Regions from separate parts of the Mus musculus genome. Here region 1 is linked to region 2. The links are chromatin loops, found by intact Hi-C in ENCODE. Cell type or tissue: heart. All regions are shown on one strand. Links, peaks and the distances in the headings refer to the core of each region. The heading gives the core; the rest is flanking DNA. Region 1 holds the start of Asnsd1 (asparagine synthetase domain containing 1). Region 2 overlaps Nemp2 (nuclear envelope integral membrane protein 2).

Region 1 (9,030 bases), core at 636-8,635, 700 kb before region 2:
CTTAACCATTCTGACTGATGTGAGGTGGAATCTCAGGGTTGTTTTAATTTGAATTTTCCTGATGAATAAGGATGTTGAACATTTCTATAGGTGCTTCTCAGTCATGTGGTATTCCTCAGTTGAGAATTCTTTGTTTAGCTCTGTACCCCATTTTTAATAGGGTTAATTGGTTCTCTGGAGTCTAATTTCTTGAATTCTTAGTATATATTGAATATTTTCCCTCTATCAGATGTAGGGTTAGTAAAGATCTTTTCCCAATTTGCTGGTTGCTGTGTTGTCCTATTGATGATGTCCTTTGCCTTACAGAAGCTTTGTAATTGTATGGCATCCCATTTGTCAGTTCTTGATCTTGGTGCATAAACTATCAGTATTCTGTTCAGGAAAATTTTCCTTGTGCCCATGTGCGGGAGGCTCTTCCCAACTTTCTTTTCTATCAGTTTCAGAGTATCTGGTTTTATATGGAGGTCCTTGATTCACTTGGACTTGAGCTTTGTACAAAGAGATAAGAATGGTTCAGTTTGCATTCTTATGCATGCTATCCTCCAGTTGAACCAGCGCCATTTGTTGAAAATGCTGTCTTTTTTCCACTATATGATTTTAGTTCTTTTGTCAAAGATCAAGTGATCATAGGTGTATGGGTTCATTTCTGGGTCTCCAATTCTATTCCATTGATCTACCTGCCTGTCACTGTACCAGTACCATGCAGGTTTGTTTTTGTTTCGTGTTTTTTTTGGTTTGTTTGTTTGTTTGTTTGTTTGTTTTTTAATCACGATTGCTTTGTAGTATAGTTTGAGGTCAGGGATGCTTATTCCCTCAGAAGTTCTTTTATTGTTGAGAATAGTCTTTGATATCCTGGGGTTTTTCTTATTCCAGATGAATTTGAGAATTGCTCTTTCTAACTCTATGAAGAATTGAGTTGGAGTTTTGATGGGGATTGCATTGAATCTGTAGATTGCTTTCAGATGGCCATTTTTACTATATTAATCCTGCCAATCCATGAGCATGGGAAATCTTTCCATCTTCTGAGGTCTTCTTCTATTTCTTTCTTCAGAGACTTGAAGTTTTTTGTCATACAGATCACTTGTTTGGTTAGAGTCACACCAAGATATTTTATACTATTTGTGACTATTGTGAAGTGTGTCACTTCCCTAATTTCTTTCTCAGCCTGTTTATCCTTTGAGTATAGGAAGGCTACTGATTTGTTTTAGTTAACATTATATCCAGCCACTTTGCTGAAGTTATTTATGAGCTGCAGGAGTTTCCTGGTGGAATTTTTGGGGGTCACTTAAGTATACAATCATATCATCTGCAAATCGTGATAATTTGACCTCTTCCTTCCCAATTTGTATCCCTTTGACCTCCTTTTGTTGTCTAATTTCTCTAGCTATAACTTCAAGTACTATATTGGATATAAAGAGAGTGGGCAACATTTTCTAGTCCCTGATTTTAGTGGGATTGCTTCAAGTTTCTCTCCATTTAGATGTTAGCTACTGGTTTGAAGTATATTGCTTTTATGTTTAGGTATGGGCCTTGAATTCCTGATATTTCCAAGATTTTTAACACAAAAAAGTGTTGAACTTTGTCAAATCTTTTTGCAGCATCTAATAAAATGATCATGTGCTTTTTTCTTTGAGTTTGTTTATGTAATAGATAAAATTGATGGATTTCTGTATAATGAACCATCCCTGCATCCCTGGGATGAAGCCTCCTTGACCATGGTGAATGAAGGCTGTGATGTGTTCTTGGATTCAGTTGGCAAGAATTTTATTGAGTATTTTTGCATCGATATTCATCAAGGAAAATTTCTTTGTTGGGTCTTTGTGTGGTTTTAGTATCAGCATTATTGTGGCTTGATAAAGAATGAATTAGATCTTGTTCCTTCTGTTTCTATTTTGTGGAATAGTTTGAAGAGTATTTGTATTAGATCTTCTTTGAAGATTGGATAGAATTCTGCACTAAATCCATCTGGTCCTGGGCTTTTTTTTGGGGGGGGGGGTTGGAAGACTTTTAATAACTGCTTCAATTGCTTTAGAAGTTATGGGACTGTTTAGATGGTTTATCTGATCCTGATTTAACTTTGGTGTTTGCTATCTGTCTAGAAAATTGTCCATTTCATCCAGATTTTTCAGTTTTGTTGAGTATAGGCTTTTGTAGTAGGATCTGATGATTTTTTTTAATTTGCACAGTTTCTGTTGTTACATCTTCTTTTTCATTTCTGATTTTGTTTATTTGGATATTGTTTCTGTGTCCTCTGGTTAGTCTATCTAAGGGTTTATCTATCTTGCTGATTCTCTCAAAGAACCAGATCCTCGTTTTGTTGATACTTTGTATAGTTCTTTTTGTTTCTGCTTGGTTGATTTCAGCCCTGAGTTTGAGAAGGTACCATGAGGTGCTGAGAAGAAGGTTTATTCTTTTGATTTAGGATTAAATGTTCTATTGATATCTGTTAAATCCATTTGGTCCATAACTTCTGTTTGTTTCACTGGGTCTCTGTTTAGTTTGTGTTTACCTGATCTGTCCATTGATGAGAGTGTGTGTTAAAGTCCCCCACAATTATTGTGTGAGGTGCAATGTGTGCTTTTAACTTAGTAAAGCTTCTTTTATGAACGCGGGTGCCCTTGCATTTGGAGCATAAATGTTCAGAATTAAGGGTTCTTCTTAGTAGATATTTCCTTTGATGAGTATGAAGTGTCCTTCCTTATCTTTTTTGATGACTTTTGGTTGAAAGTCAATTTTATCCTATATTAGAATGTCTACTCCAATTTGTTTCTTGGGACCATTTGATTGGAAAATTATTCTCAGCCCTTTATTCTGACATAGTGTTTGTCTTTGACACTGAGGTGTGTTTCCTATATGCAGCAAAATGTTGGGCCCAGTTTACATATCCAGTCTGTTAGTCTATGTCTTTTTATTGGGGGGATTGAGTCCATTGATGTTAAGAGAAATTAAGGAATAGTGATTGCTGCTTCCTATTATTTTTTATGTTATTTTTATGTTTGTGTGGTTATCTTCTTTTGGGTGTGTTGAAAGGAGATTACTTTCTTGCTTTTTCTAGGGTGCAGTTTCCCTCCTTGTGTGGGTGTTTTCCATCTATTATCCTTTATAGAGCTAGATTTGTGGAAAGACACTGTGTACATTTTGTTTTGCCATGGAATATCTTTGTTTCTCCATCTATGGTAATTGAGGGTGTTGCTGTAATAGTAGTCAGGGCTGCTATTTGTGGTCTCTTAGGGTCTGTATGACATCTGCCCAGGATCTTCCAGCTTTCATAGTCTCTGCTGAGAAGTCTGGTGTAATTCTGATAGGTATGACTTTGCATGTTACTTCACCCTTTTTCCTTACTGCTTTTAATATTCTTTTGTTTGTTTGTTTGTTTAGTGCATTTGGTATTTTGATTATTATGTGATGGGAGGAATTTCTTTTCTGGTCCAATTTATTTGGAGTTCTGTAGGCTTCTTGTATGTTCATGGGCATCAAATTCTTTAGGTTAGGAAAGTTTTCTTGTTTAATTTTGTTGAGGATATTTACTGACCATTTAAGTTGGGAATCTTCACTCTCTTCTATACCTGTTATCCTTAGATTTGGTCTTGTCATTGTGTCCTGGATTTCCTGGATATTTTGGGTTAGGAGCTTTTTGCAATTTGCATTTTCCTTGACTGTTGTTTCAATGTTTTCTATGGTATCCTCTGCACCTGAGATCTGCATCTGGTATGTCTTAAGACAGAGACAGTGAACTCATCATATACATAAAATAAGTAAATCTGAAGAAGAAGAGGAGGAGGGGAGGGGAGGAGGAGGAGGAGAAGGAGGAGGAGGAGGGGGAGGAGGGAAGGGACGAGAAGAAGAGGAAGAGAAGGAGGAGGAGGAAGAGGAAGGGGAGGGGAGAGGAGGGGGAAGGGGATGAGAAGAAAAAGAAGAAGAGGAAGAAGGAGGGGGAGGAGGAGGAAGGGGGAGGGGGAGGAGGAGAAGAAAACCAAATTTAAGAGTATTAAATTATAGTGATTTATTTTTACATAGGATCCACTAGGGGGCGATACAGACCATTCATAGATTCTGCAGCCAAGCCACACCTACATTTAGCAGAAAACCATTTTGCAGTGGAGCACAACTCTTAATTCGACTTTTCACAACCCACCCCGCGCGCGCTTGCCACTGCGCAGGCGTGAGTGTGCGCACTCCATTGGTCGGGGTGCCGGAAGGGGCGGATTCCTGAGTGGAACCCAGGCTTCCTGCCGGGGCTGCTGGCTGCCGTTCCTTCCTCAGTCGCGGTTCTTGGCGTGCGGCGCGGCTAGGCGATGCCCAGCAGTGGGGTGCACGCCGATGGCCGCGCCGCGCCGGGGCCCCCACACACATCGACTGCGCACGCCGAGTCCCTTAGCAGCAAGGTGCCGTGGGACGCCGGGGAAGGGTGGTGGGCGGCGGGCCCCGCTGTGCCCTGTAGCCTCCGCCGTGCATTCTCAGCACCAGCAGCTGATTCCCCTCCATCCTGCAGGTTTGCGACGATGGAGGCGTGTCCCCTGAAAAAAAGTGACACACAGATGTGTTGCTCAGTCACACACAGATCTGTTGCTCTGTGGCTGTGCTTCATCCAGTTAGCCACGCACCCGCCTGGGTGCCATCCATGACGTCCATCATAAAAGTTTAGAAGTCTGTACCTGTTCTTCCAGACTCAGGCAAAAGCTTCTTAGCCGATTTTCTCAGCTGCCTGTTACCTTAAAATATATTCTCAACTTTAAGTGATCCTAAAAACATCTGTTTGGTCATCTCTTTATTATTCAACAAGAGAAAGGAGCACCCTATCAAATTAATTTTTTTCTATACCTTTAGGATAGGATTTCATAAATAACTCAGGCCAGCCTCAGATATTATTGCTTAGGCATTACTTGAATAATTCTCTTGCCTAATAGCCAGGATTTCAGGGAGGCAACCCCATACCGGAACTAGTCCTAACTTCCAGTTACAGACGAAAATCTTTAAACGTGTAGAGTGGAAGGGTGTGGGTATAGTCTTTTCAGATATTAAACATTCCTAAATTCTGTATTTTTTCTGTCCTATATGATATCTTCAGTACATTGCCTAATTCCCGCTGTACCACAGTGTACTGTGGTGTCACCTAAAGTGACACCTGTCATTCCTGTAATGAGCATAAAAACACTGTACAAGCAGACTTGAATCTCAAGGAAAGCGTACTCAATATGGCTTTGTAGGTTATTAGTACAGCTCTCAGGACTTAATAGACTATTTGCCTAGCTTAACGATACCAGCAATATGCAGTCCTTAATACTTGAAATAGAATGATACAGTGGTGGAAAATCATGTTGGATCAGTGCAGGTAGGGCATTCAGTACCATAGTACCATTTCATTTGTTTTATCCGAATGTCTGGCTGTCATCTAGTGCATACATCATAAAACCATTGGTTGTTGGTAAAGAGGAGAACCCACATTCATTTTATTTCTCTCTTTTTGTCTACAGCAAGACCTTATAAAACTAAAAGATTGGGTTTTTGTTGTTTTCGGGAGAGGTTTTGTTTGTTTTTGGTTCTTTTGTTTGGTTGTTTTTTGTTTTTTTCAAGACAGGGTTTCTCTGTGTAGCTCTGGCTGTCACAGAACTCAGTCTGTAGACCAGGCTGGCCTCGAACTCAGAAATCTGCCTGCCTCTGCCTCTCAAGTGCTGAGATTAAAGGCGTGCGCCACCACTGCCTGGCTTAAAAGATTGGTATTAATTTGGGTAGGCAGTGGCTCACCCTGGTTAAAGATGTGAGCTGTGGTAACTGACCCCTGGCAAGCCTATGCTTCTCCTTCTCAAGCTGTCTTCTACTGATTCCAGACTGAGTGCTGTTGATTTGTTCAGTGTCCATTTAGACAGGCAGTCCATTATAGCCCCCAACCCCATCTTTAGTTTTAAAGCAGTGACTTAAAATGTTCTCGCTAAACATACTTTGAAATCTTCCACTTTAGATTTTTTTCTTTACTTTAATAGATTAAAGAACAGAAAATTATTGTGGATGAACTTTCTAATCTAAAGAAGAATCGGGTGAGTTGCTGTGGAAATCTGAATAGTATATTAAAATTATGATTTCGATTATTTATGCTAACATTACAAAATTCAAAGATCATAATTTAAAAGCTAACGTGGTATCCTAGTTTGTTTTTGCATGTTTTAAATTTGTTTTTCCTGTATATGTCAATAGATCTCAAAGATAAAAAAATATTTATTATATTTTAACAAAAAAGAATGAAGTTTTTCACAGAAAACTTTACTATTCTAAATACTTAACCCATTTAATGCCTTTTTTATGAATATGTTCAGAAATCAGCTGCGATTATGTAATGACTGACATTCTTGACATTTCTGATATTGTCATTTGGGATATATTAGATGCTAAGGCAAATTAATACAAATTTTTGGAGATCAAACTGTCAAAATGTGTAAATGCTGTTTGACACTTCTGAGTAACTGGTGTGTAAGCAGTTGTGAGGGTGCATGTGTGTTTACACGTAGAGGCGCTCATCAGCACCTGTAGTGACGATACAGTAAGTGTCTGAAGCTTGAGGCCAGCAAAGAACTATAGTGTTGTACCCATATGGTCAGAAAAGGTCTCCATGTATTATTCATTTATGAAGTAAATTATAAATCTGTGGCTATGATAGCTTTTGTTACTGAAAGTGTGTGGTATGATGATGCATGCTAAGTAAACAACCAGTTCTGGGTGGCGTAGTATTCAGTGGCTTTGTTTCTCTGTGGTAATTACTGTTCTGAATATTCCTGAAGTTCAAGAATAAATGATAACAGGATCCTGTTCAGCATCAGTGTGCATGTCATACCCTGATCTTGTCAATTTCGTTTGCAGAGAGTATACAAGCAGCAACAGAACAGCAACATATTCTTTCTTGAAGATCGAACAAAAATCTTTTCTGAAAGCAAAAGTGAGTGGTGGTCGTCTTGGTTTTTGTTTTCAGAGTTATATATGGAATGCTACAGAAAACCTTTTGTAAGCTTTTTGTGGGGATTCATAATGGTGCCTCAGTTAAGCCCTATCTGAATAAATGTGTGTGTTGATTTAGTACAGTGGTCTGTTTTCCAGTTAGACTTCCAAAGATATGTACAGTGGGTTGTTTATTGGTTTTTGGTTTTTGGGGGGGTTTTTTGGTTTTGGTTTTGGTTTTGGTTTTTTGGGGAGAGGGGGTGGCAGGGGGAGTCCTTTAAGACAGAGTTTCTCTGTGTAGCCTTGGCTGTCCTGAAACTTAGTGTATGGATCAGGTTGGTCTTGAACTCAGAGATCTGCCTGCCTCTGCCTCTCAAGTGCTGAGATTAAAGGCATGCGCTGCACCACAACCACCTTGCAGATGTTCTACAGTTTTAAAAAGACTCTTCCGGTAGGGCTCGGGCTGGGATTTGGATTGGCTTGATCTTGGGCAGGCAGCCATAGCTGCAGAGAGTTCATGTTCATAACAACCCCATCATGTCTGGAAGACACTGTCTTATAGTCGTCCTCCCAGTCTCTTGTTGTCATGATGGTCTTCCTGTCTCGTCTTTTATCCATGAGCTTTGGGTGTGATACAGATGTCCAGTTTAGAGTTGAGCACTCCACAGTCACTGATGGTTCGAGCTGCACCAGTTGTGGTTCTCTGTACTAACTGCCATTCAATGCCATTGTTGCTAGTGGCACAAGCCCCCTCCCCAGTAGGAGGAGATATGGATCGAGAAATAGATAGTGGCTGTGATCAAAATATATCAAGTATGAAATTCTCAAGGAATAAAAAATTTTAACTTTAAGACGTATCCGCTTTAGTTATTAAGTAAAGTAGTCATGTATATTTTAAGAGCTTAACAGAAATATGAAAAATCATTATACAGTGACTTTCAGGGATAATACTTTGAACATCTAAGGCAGCAGTTCTCAATCTGTGGGTCAGTACCCTCTTAGGGGTCACATATCAGATATCCTGCATGTCAGATATTTATATTACAATTCATAACAGTAGTAAAATTGCAGTTATGAAGTAGCAATGAAATAATTTTTTGGTTGGGGTCACCACAACAAGAGGAACTGTATTAAAGGGTCGTAGCATTAGGAAGGTTGAGAACTACTGCTCTAATGTCTTGAAGTATTTAAAAATTATATATCTAAGGTGTTTAGCCAAGTGATTGGACAAAGTATGTATTCAGTGGAAAGAAAATATTACCAAAATATCAGCATTGTTTGTCACTAAAGCATTGTGAATTATTGCTGGCATTTGCACAGTGAATCTCATATGGTTTATTCTTGAGAAGTAGCCTGTTTTGTCCATGAAATAGTAGGTAAATATTTTTGAACTTTCACTTCAATATTTTTTCTCACTTCCTCCTAACAGATACATTAGACGAACTAAAAAAAGAATACCAAGCATTAGAAACCTCCGAGACAACCAAAGTCAAGACACAGTCAACCTGACTTCACATAACCATGTGTGGCATTTGCTGTTCTGTAAGCTTCTCTATTGAACACTTCAGTAAAGAGTTAAAAGAGGATTTGCTGCATAATCTTAGACGGCGGGGCCCCAACAGCAGCAGGCAGTTGTTAAAATCTGCTGTTAACTATCAGTGTTTATTTTCTGGTCATGTTCTTCATTTAAGAGGTGTTTTGACTATCCAACCTGTAGAAGATGAACATGGCAATGTGTTCTTATGGAATGGAGAAGTTTTTAATGGAGTAAAGGTTGAAGCAGAAGATAATGACACCCAGGTTATGTTCAATAGCCTTTCTGCCTGTAAGAATGAGTCTGAAATTTTGCTGCTCTTCTCTAAAGTGCAAGGTCCATGGTCGTTTATCTATTATCAGGCCTCTAGCCATCACTTATGGTTTGGTAGGGACTTTTTTGGTCGGCGTAGCTTGCTTTGGCAGTTTAGTAATCTGGGCAAGAGTTTCTGCCTTTCGTCAGTTGGTACCCAGGTATATGGAGTTGCAGACCAGTGGCAAGAAGTTCCAGCATCTGGAATTTTCCAGATTGATCTCAATTCTGCTGCTGTTTCCAGATCTGTGATCTTA
Region 2 (9,030 bases), core at 485-8,484:
TTGTATGAGAACAGGAATTGGGAGGTGAAAGAAAAGTTCTTTTTCAAATCAGAAATCATATAGCTTAGGCAGGGCCAGCTGTGGCTTATAAAAGGGAGCAACTTGCTGCTGTCTGGGAAAATGTGAGCCAGCCCAGGTGAACATCTCATCTGGTTCCCATCTGCCCTGGGCCGCTAACACACTCGCCCTATTGTAGCTCAAGATTAGACCCAGATTTCACAGGGCAGCTTGGAGACTTCATAGTGCTTGGGTCAAGAATGTGGGCCTGGGGCCAGAAGTCTGTCTGGACTGAAGTGTCAGCTTTGCCAGTCACAGTTTATATGGGCCTAAGGCCTCCTGGGTAAAACTGAGGTTTCAGTGAGAGACTTGATAGTACAGAGCCAGGTAAATGTGTCTTCTGAGATAGACTCTGCTGGTTATGTGAGTCTCAGTGCCTTTATCTTCTGCCAGCTGCGATACACTGCAGATTGCCTAATGGGAGACAGGTCTAGAGAATGGAAGTCAGGTATGAGTCAGAGGCTAAACTGGCACCTCATCTATCCATGCAGTGTCACCCAGTGGGGAATCTGTGAAGGTAGCTTGCTCACAGGGTCATCTGAAGACATCTGTCTTGCTGCAGGCTTCATCAGACAAGCATCCCATGTGATTTATGTGTAGGATTCCACTGCAGGTTAGACAGAAAAGCCAATCCAAAAATGACACATCTAATTGTGGGGAATCCCCAAATAGAGGATAATGTGAGATCCTATTTGGGCGGTTATTGATCAGCATCGCCTCTGGATCGTAACTATGTATATGTTCAGATATATTGATACAATCCATCAGATATCCTAAAATCTGTAATCTCTTACATTTCTAGATATTTTTAAAAGACATAAATTCAAATATTTTCCTGTCACATGGACACTCCCCTAAAATTCAGCCCTAAATATTATTGGCAAACTACATAACTAGTTCACAAAGTGTCTTTGTGCTTGTAAACTGTGTTTTAAAACCCTTGAAAACTAGCATTCAAATGATATGATTTTTTAAACCATTTAAGTATAGCCACCTACGCTGCTTCTCACCCACACATTTGGTGTCAAACAGTCCAACTTGCTTCAAACAGGGTGCTGTTGGGAGGCATCTGCTGTAAGCAAGGGCACAACGAGGGTTCTGCTGTGTGTATGTGCATGTCTGCGAAGGTGTGAAACATAGCTGCCATTGAAGGACAGTCAGTCATTGGCTGCTTCAGAAAGAGGAGGAAGGTCAGAAGGGAAGGACTGTACACTGCTTGGTGGGCATTAGAAATGTCATTGGTCTTTGTCATACACACTGACTCGGAGCCCAGGGAACATTTCACCAGAAATGTTTTAATTGTTTAGCTTCTCACAGCTCTCACATAGCAATCTGACAGATCCATGATTCTTTCCAGAAATGAACATGAAAAACAGCTCTCTCAAAAGACGACCACTGTTTTCATTGTGGGTGCACGGGCTTGCTGGTGCTGGGAGCTACAGCTTCACAGTGAAGTCCCAACTGTGGGGTTGTTCTGGTGGCTCAGGGGGTGCTGATGTGCCAGACACACACAAACACATTCTATACTAGGCAAGCTGTGTAGTGAGAGGTGAACATGGCAATGCCCAAGTACTGACACACCTGACCTGTTACAATGCCCAGAAATAAAGCTACTGAAAAAGAAAACCAGATTAAGCTGTGGCAAAATGTTACAACTCCTGTCTATTTTTGCAAAATAGTTGCCAAAATGACTAGAAGCACATTGTTTACACACAAGTGTTCATGCCTGTGTGTATGTGCATGCAAACTCAGAGGAAGGTACCAGGCTCCCTGGGACTAGAGTTATGGATGGCGGCAAGCTGCCATGCCACTCAGATGCTGAGGACGAAACTCAAATCCTCTGTAAGGCTCTTTTTAGCCACTAAGCCATCTCTCCAGACCCTATTCTTTGACGTTTTAAAGTCAACACGTAAAGGCACAGATTGACCTGAGTGAGGTTTCTAAGAAAAGGAAAAAGACTCCTGATATTACCTATGTCTGTCAAAAGGCAGAGGCAGAAACACTGACATAGAGCGTCAAAGAGAGAGCATCATTTGAGAGTGAATATAGAAAGTTCCGAAGTCAGCATCACTCTCAGGGGATGACAGTGACCAAGTCCGTGTCTTGTCCCCCTCCTCCTCTCTCATGCTTTGTGTTTCTGTTGTTGTTTAATCATTACAGTACATAAGATAAAACACCCTGACTTTGATTCTCAGAGGATCAAGTAGCGACCTGTTCACAGAATGTCTGCCATAGCCAACTCTTAAGGCTATTTCTGCTCCTTTCCTTGGGCCCAAAGCCCAATTTGTAGCTCATTTTAACCTGAAGTTTATCATGGATCAAGAAACAAACATTTGCTCTCACTAAAAAAAAACAAAAGAAAACAAAACAAAAAAAAAAACCAGGTATCACAAATCTATTTTGTGGGAACTCATTGTAAACATATATAATCAGTTTTAAAAAATAAATCACAAAATGTCACAAATGCTTTCATACTTTCAATTTCAATATATAAAAAGTACAAAAATTATAATATTTTAATCTGTCTGCATATAAAATCTTATCAAAACATTAAATATAAGCCTAAGAAATGTTTCTTTTTAATCACAGTTATTAAAACAAAACAACAACAAAACTTGGGGCACCAACACCATGAGACCAAGGCTAGAGCGAGACAGCCCTGAACCTGCACATGAAGAAGTGTCTTATGCCTGAGTCCCAGATGCACCAGGGGCTGCCAAGGCTGCTAACGACACTTTTGCTCTAACTCTCAAACCTAAATTCCACCATCAATAGCATTTCCAAACATGAGTTCTAAAGATTGTTAGTCTCATGAAAAATGGTTTGTGGTTAGTAACTTAGAAGCCCTGTGCATGTCTGCTTTTTAGGAGACCCACAATGACTTTGTAACATGAAAGACCGAGGAGCTTGCAGAATATATGACTCTGAGTTAACCACAGCCAGCATCAGAATTCTTTCAGCAGCACTTCGTACTATCACGTGAATAGCACCTTAGAAAGCACTGATACTGGTGAACTGGTATGGGGGAGGGGAAGGACGGAGGGCAATAATGCAGCCTTTTGAGCCAGCTCCTGGGCATCCAGAAGGGAGTTAGTGCCTGGTGAAGGGAAGGTCTCAGGTTCTGTTTACTGGTCCTAAAGAACAGGTTTGCACTGTTTCCATGAAGGTCTTCATTCAGGGCATGTGGCAATGACACTTTCAGCCTTCACACCACCACAGTAAAGCTCTCTTGCACAAATGAAAACGAGTTTTTCCTTATTTGCATGGCTTATTTTTCTCTGAGGTGCATGGGTCCCACCCAGCTGGAGTAGGATCTTTGCCTTTTATTTGCATTCCTGTTCAGAATGAAGTCAACTTGCAGGTAGACTGTCAGTCTGCAGGCTAAAGAGCTGTTCCTCCAGGAAGGCACCCCCAAGGCCATACTGCTTTTCATGTGTGCTGACTTCCTCTGGTGACAGGTGGCTGGCTCCAAGAACAAACTCTGCAAACCTTAGAAAATTTTGTTTTAAATAGTTAATTTTTGATTGGATGGAACACAGGGCCCCCAATGGAAAGTACCCAAGGAGCTAAAGGGGTCTGCAACCCTATAGGTGGAACAACAATATGAACTAACCAGTACCCCCAGAGCTCGTGTCTCTAGCTGCATATGTATCAGAAGATGGCCTAATAGGCCATCATTGGGAAGAAAGGCCCCTTGGTCTTGCAAACTTTATATGCCTCAGTACGGGGAAACGCCAGGGCCAAGAAGTGGGAGTTGGTGGCGGGGGAGGGTCTGGGGGACTTTTGGGATAGCATTTGAAATGTAAATGAGGAAAATACCTAATTAAAAAAATAGTTAATTTTGTCATGGAGGTTTATCCGAAAGATGATGTGTGCCTCCCCACTTATCCCCTTTAATTAAATTTGAATTTGTGTCAGCTGAGGATAGCATGTAAACCTAAACAGAGGACAGCATATGTGATTTCATGTGGGCAGGATTATTCATCCACAAGCAGGTGTACCAAGTCATTCCTTCAACTTCCTCTGTTCCTTCTGAGTGTAGTGCATTGTTCAGATTTCACTGTCAATGCCTCGCTCAGATCTGCATGGCATCTAAGACCTCAGCAGCTCTCCCGGCAGGCCAGAGCACCCAGGAAGTAGAACTCCCACAATTCTGGTGTAAGGTGTAACCAAGAGGAATGGTTGCTTCTAAGCAGAAACGTATGCTGCAGATACTACGTGATTTTCAAATCACTTCAAATGTGTGCTGTGGCCAGGGCAGGACTTACTTTTTAGGAGCCTGGAGTCTGGAGACAGCCAGCCAGGAAGGGAAGTCAGGCCTGCAGCAGGCTTGGCGCAGTTCCTCGAGAGCCCTGGCTGTTGCAGCTTCAGCTTGCTCCCTGTACTCGTCATCAGTGAGATACCTCGCCACCTGAGGTTCTGCTGTGAACCACGGCCTCATTTTCCTAAAACACATGACACGTGGTTGACAGATTCCTGCCCAAATCAATCCTTGTAATACTCAAAAATATGCATTTTACACGCCAACAGTCATACCTGGGAGCTCCTTGTATGGCAGACTGCACTTTGCACAGCCCTGCCATGACAGAGGGGTAAGGAATGAGTCTACTGTGCTTGCCTCTTCTCTCCCTGCCATAGCAATGGCCTAAGGCCTTGGAGAATCAATTTCTGGTTGAGATGTTGATTAAACTTTTTTCATTGATTTCTAATCAAACAATTAGACAAAATGTCTGGCTTCCTACTTTGTCTGCTGTTTTTTTTTTTTTTTTTTCTTTTTTTGGCAAGCTTTCAATGTGTCCTTTCATTAAGACCAACAGGGAGGAACACCACTTACTACACTACGAAGAAGCTGGAATTGTGGGGTATCACCCCCACCTAGTGGTGGTGCCTCTGATTAACCCGACACAGAAAGGAGATGCTGCACAAGATCCATCAAGGAAAGGAACTTGAATTAGTTCTTCTTTGGCTACATACACACCAAGAACCCAGAGGCTGGATGTTGTCTTCCAGTCAGGAAAGGGATAAATATCATAAAACTATAGCAATCTGCACGTTAGGAACTCAAGATGATAACAGAGACATATGGCACCTGAACGAACGAACTGGTTTGAAAACCAAGTGACGTTGTTTTTTTTTTTTTTTCTCCTCTTCTGAACAACTAGCCAGGTTTCCTATAGGAAAAACCCAGGCTCTGACCCAGAACACTGGAGCACAACCCAATTTGAAGGTGACCTCACTGTCTGAACTTGGCCAATCTCTTCCTGGTTCCACTTCACTGTGTCACATGGTAAGGACAGCAGAATGCTTGCCTCATCAGCCACTGAAGAGATGAGGTGGGATATTTACACAAACTGCTCAGTCATCATCAAAAAAAACAGCTATTATATATTAACATAAACACAAAGAGCACTTTGCAAACTAGAAAGTGTGATAAAAAGTAAACACATTTTTTGCCTGGTTTATTATTTAACCTGTAGACTTCTTTCTACTTTAGTCCCTACTGTCTCAGATAATTATTCTCTACCAATGGGTAAAGTAGACAGCATAGCAGTACATATGTATTGCTATAGAATGCCCCTCAGACACATAATGGAGCCATCATGCAAATGAGAACACACTTGCTATTGGCAAGACAGTAGCTAAGGGAAGGAGATAGGAACTCTGTGTTCCTTGGGCCACAAGCCCGGCAGGCTGTGCAGTGGCCGGCCACCTCCTAGTGGAGGGGCCTCTTCTCAGATGGGGCCAGGAGAAAAGCCCTTTGGTCTCAAGGCATCCCACTTACACTGCTGCCTTTTATCCTATGACTACCTTGTACTGTTTCTAATGTTTTACCCAAGTGATGCTATCACACACAGGGCCACTAGATCCAGAAACTACCTGACACTATGGAGTCTGCTTCCTCACAGCCAATGATCAAGCATCTATTAACTCCCTTTACCAGCCTTAACCTCACTTTCCTACTCCAAGTCTCTCTCTGTGTCTGCCTGGACCACAGCAATGTCTAAGAATACCTTCTACTACAGGACTTCCCTGTTGACCCTATGCCAGAAAGCAGATGGGTCTACCCCACCAGCCAACAATTACTCATCTCTAGTTTAGTTTTTCCTGGGTGAAGTTTCTACTTTTCATTAGATTAACTGCCAGCATTTTCAGTGAAAGAATTACATCTAAGTACTAGTCTACATTTACAGTTTCCTTTGAATATCAGATCTGAAAGCAGAATCCACATTTTAGCAACAATCAACTCCTGCTTGTTTTAAATGCTGCCTTTGTGATGGGGGTGCAGTGCAGAGTTTCCCATAGTCCTGTTGGCCACCCACTGCCTTGCTCCTGCCTGGGCCCAAACTTTTGGACTTATACCTTCTGTCTAGACAGGAGGCAGTGAACGAATGGAAATGCGCACAGCTGAGCCCCACACCAAGCCCCACACACAGAACCAGGCTGGACTCCTCAGTGAGCCCATCCAGTATGGCCAGGGCACACCTCACTCAGTGTACTGACAGCACTGTTGCCTGGTGATGGCTTTATAGGGGGCCTTTTCTCTGTCAGGAATGCATTCCACATCTGTTCAAGGGCCACCCTGGGTCATTACTTAAGATTCAACCCAATGATATCTCTTGCAGGAAGTCCTTCCTGGATTAACACTTTAGTTCCGGGGGAAGCTGTTTTCATACTTAAAGGATACATAGTGTTAGGGCTAGAAAGAAGATTCAGTGGCTAAGAATGACAAGTGCTCTCCAGAGGACTGCAGTATGGTTCCCAGCACCCACACCAGGTGCTCACGACTGCACGTAACTGCAGCAACACAGGACCTTCTGGCCATTCTGAGTACCCACAAACATATGGCAGACACACACAAACACATACACACATATACACACTTTTTTTTTAAAGGCAGTTGATATATAATTGCATGCCCACATCTCTACAATATACATCCTCAAGAGCAGGACCATCTCCATCTGTGTGCCTGACACAGATGCAGGCTAAGGAAACACGTAACAATACTGTGTCAGCAGAGGTGACCTTATCTTTCTTTCTGTATTTTCACGAGGCTAAATTTAAAATGTAAAACAAAGTGAGCCCTTAATAAAAATGAACTGAGTAACTCCTTCCAATCATCCAGGACATTTCCCCCTAATTCCTCTCTTGTAAGCACAATTAATATCACCATGTCGACATTGGCTCTAATGAAAAGAAGTGTATGATAAAGGTAGAAACGTTATACAACCCAGAGCCCAAGCAACTTCTTCACTGATTCTAGCGAGCTCTAACCTCAGAGTAATTTGTGGTATAACTCAAAGAAGATGGAGCAAACACTTAGAGCTCTTGTTCCTCTAAGAAAAGTGAAACCTCCAGATTAAACATAATTACGTGGCTGGGCAGTCGTGGCACACACCTTTGATCCCAGTGCTCAGGAGGCAGAGGCAGGTATGGATCTCTGAGTCTGAGGCTAGCCTGGTCTACAGAGTGATTTGCAGAATAGCCAAGGCTACACAGAGAAATCATGTCTTGAAAAACCAAACCTAACCAAAACAAAACAAACAAAAAAACAACAAGGACAAAAAAAAAATCCCACAAATTAAAAACAAACAAACAAAAACCCCATAACTACTTGTAAGATGTAACCAAAAGTATCTCTTAAAACAATAAACTAACCCAGAACTCAAAATATCAGATTTGGTAGCCATAGAAAAAGGATACCCACCACCTGAGATAGCTGAATGCTCTCAGGAGATAGTGCAGACTCCAGGAGAACAAGAGGACGATCAGAACAGCATAGGCAAACTGAGGAGCGGCCACACCAGTGTAGACCAGAGCCAGGGAGAAGAGCCTCAGGGTCCACATGAGAAGGTCTCTGCTCCCCTCATCAGCAAGAGGCCCGTGACTGTAACAGGCAGCAAAGCTACAAAGTCCAACAACCACCACATAGCCTAGAAACACAGAAGAAGGGCAAGCATTTAAACCTGAGCTGGAAAACTGAGGTGGAAAACCTGACAGAGCCCTGGCTGAACAGTAACATCTACCAGTTAACTTTGATTTCAAAAATTAAGAAAACGAACAAAATGTTTCCTTTTTTCAATAAGGTTTGAAAAGCGTATCTACAGCTCATTAGTCCTGGATTTGAGTGCGAGCACAGGTCGGCTTTTAAAGATATATCATTATTGTTATCTGTCTGAGTGTGTACATCAGCAAGCGGTAAAGTCAGGAGAACATCAGATACCCTAGAACTGGCTCACAGGCAGTTGTTGTAAGCTAACCAGTCCAGGTGCTAGAAGCTAAACTCGAGGCCTCTGGAAGAGCAGCAAGCGCCCTAAGCCACTGAGCCATCTCTCCAGCCCGACAGGCTAGCTTCTGTAATAATTTAAGAAATATGCTGATTATTATGATAATAATAGTCATATCTGTTTTTAAGTCCAGTGTCCTGGGTGGACAAGTGGTTTCATGGTTGCTTTGGTTAAAAGTAAGCCAGTGGATATCATAGTTTGCTTACAAACCCTAGATTTAATTTTTAAGTTCTAGTCACTAAAGGAGAATGTAGTTTTACAGAGGACCAATCAGGGAGCTAGCCATGCCCAGTCCATCATTACATCTGATACATTGTTTCCAGATGGGAAGTATACAGCATTTCTAATGATTTTCACTGTAAGTGCTTAATTTGTTTCTAAGCAAATCTAGGATTCAATTTCTCATTTACAGTAGATACTAAGGAGGAATAAGTTAAATTTAAAATGGGCCTCACATCAATCTAGAAAGTGGAACTCTCACAGGATGTCTTATGTGGCTTCTCCAGCACCTTGGTGAGGAAAGAAGCTATGACGGGGCTATTACTACTGTCTGGCCTCAGTGGGAGGGGATGCACTTAATCCTGTAGAGATGTGATGCGCCAGGGCAGGGGGATGCCTGCGGGGAGGACCCTCTCAGAGGCAAAGGGGAGAGGGGAAGGGGAACCAGGAATGGGGGGCAACATTT

The links. Hi-C counts contacts between places; a loop is a spot of excess contacts. Peaks named below come from ENCODE experiments on the same cell type or tissue, not always from the same donor. Only the 100,000 strongest peaks of a DNase experiment are listed, where the experiment ranks them.
Region 1: a loop joins it to region 2, with 4 times the contacts of the local background. A loop is called at or near these places in 3 of 42 quality-filtered maps.

What each region holds. Positions count from the first base shown.
Region 1 is chr1:53,347,885-53,356,914 of GRCm38, reverse strand. It overlaps Asnsd1 (asparagine synthetase domain containing 1), which reads left to right and starts at 4,163. Exons shown (of 6, transcript NM_133728.3): 1 at 4,163-4,385; 2 at 5,982-6,035; 3 at 6,853-6,928; 4 at 8,357-9,030. The coding sequence starts at 8,449. It overlaps Asdurf (ASNSD1 upstream reading frame), which reads left to right and starts at 4,163. Exons shown (of 4, transcript NM_001353501.1): 1 at 4,163-4,385; 2 at 5,982-6,035; 3 at 6,853-6,928; 4 at 8,357-8,586. The coding sequence starts at 4,296. The coding sequence ends at 8,436. In heart, for the core only: a CTCF peak has its summit at 4,045 (motif pointing right); a DNase peak (open chromatin) is centred at 4,174; H3K4me3 peaks cover 1,720 bases; H3K27ac peaks cover 1,438 bases.
Region 2 is chr1:52,644,222-52,653,251 of GRCm38, reverse strand. Nemp2 (nuclear envelope integral membrane protein 2) reads right to left here. Exons shown (of 9, transcript NM_001142647.1): 7 at 7,766-7,991; 8 at 4,326-4,502; 9 at 1,333-3,546. The coding sequence ends at 3,408. Among named protein-coding and RNA genes, the nearest start is that of Nemp2, 18 kb to the right of the region's middle. In heart, for the core only: a CTCF peak has its summit at 4,950 (motif pointing left); a DNase peak (open chromatin) is centred at 4,941; H3K27ac peaks cover 232 bases.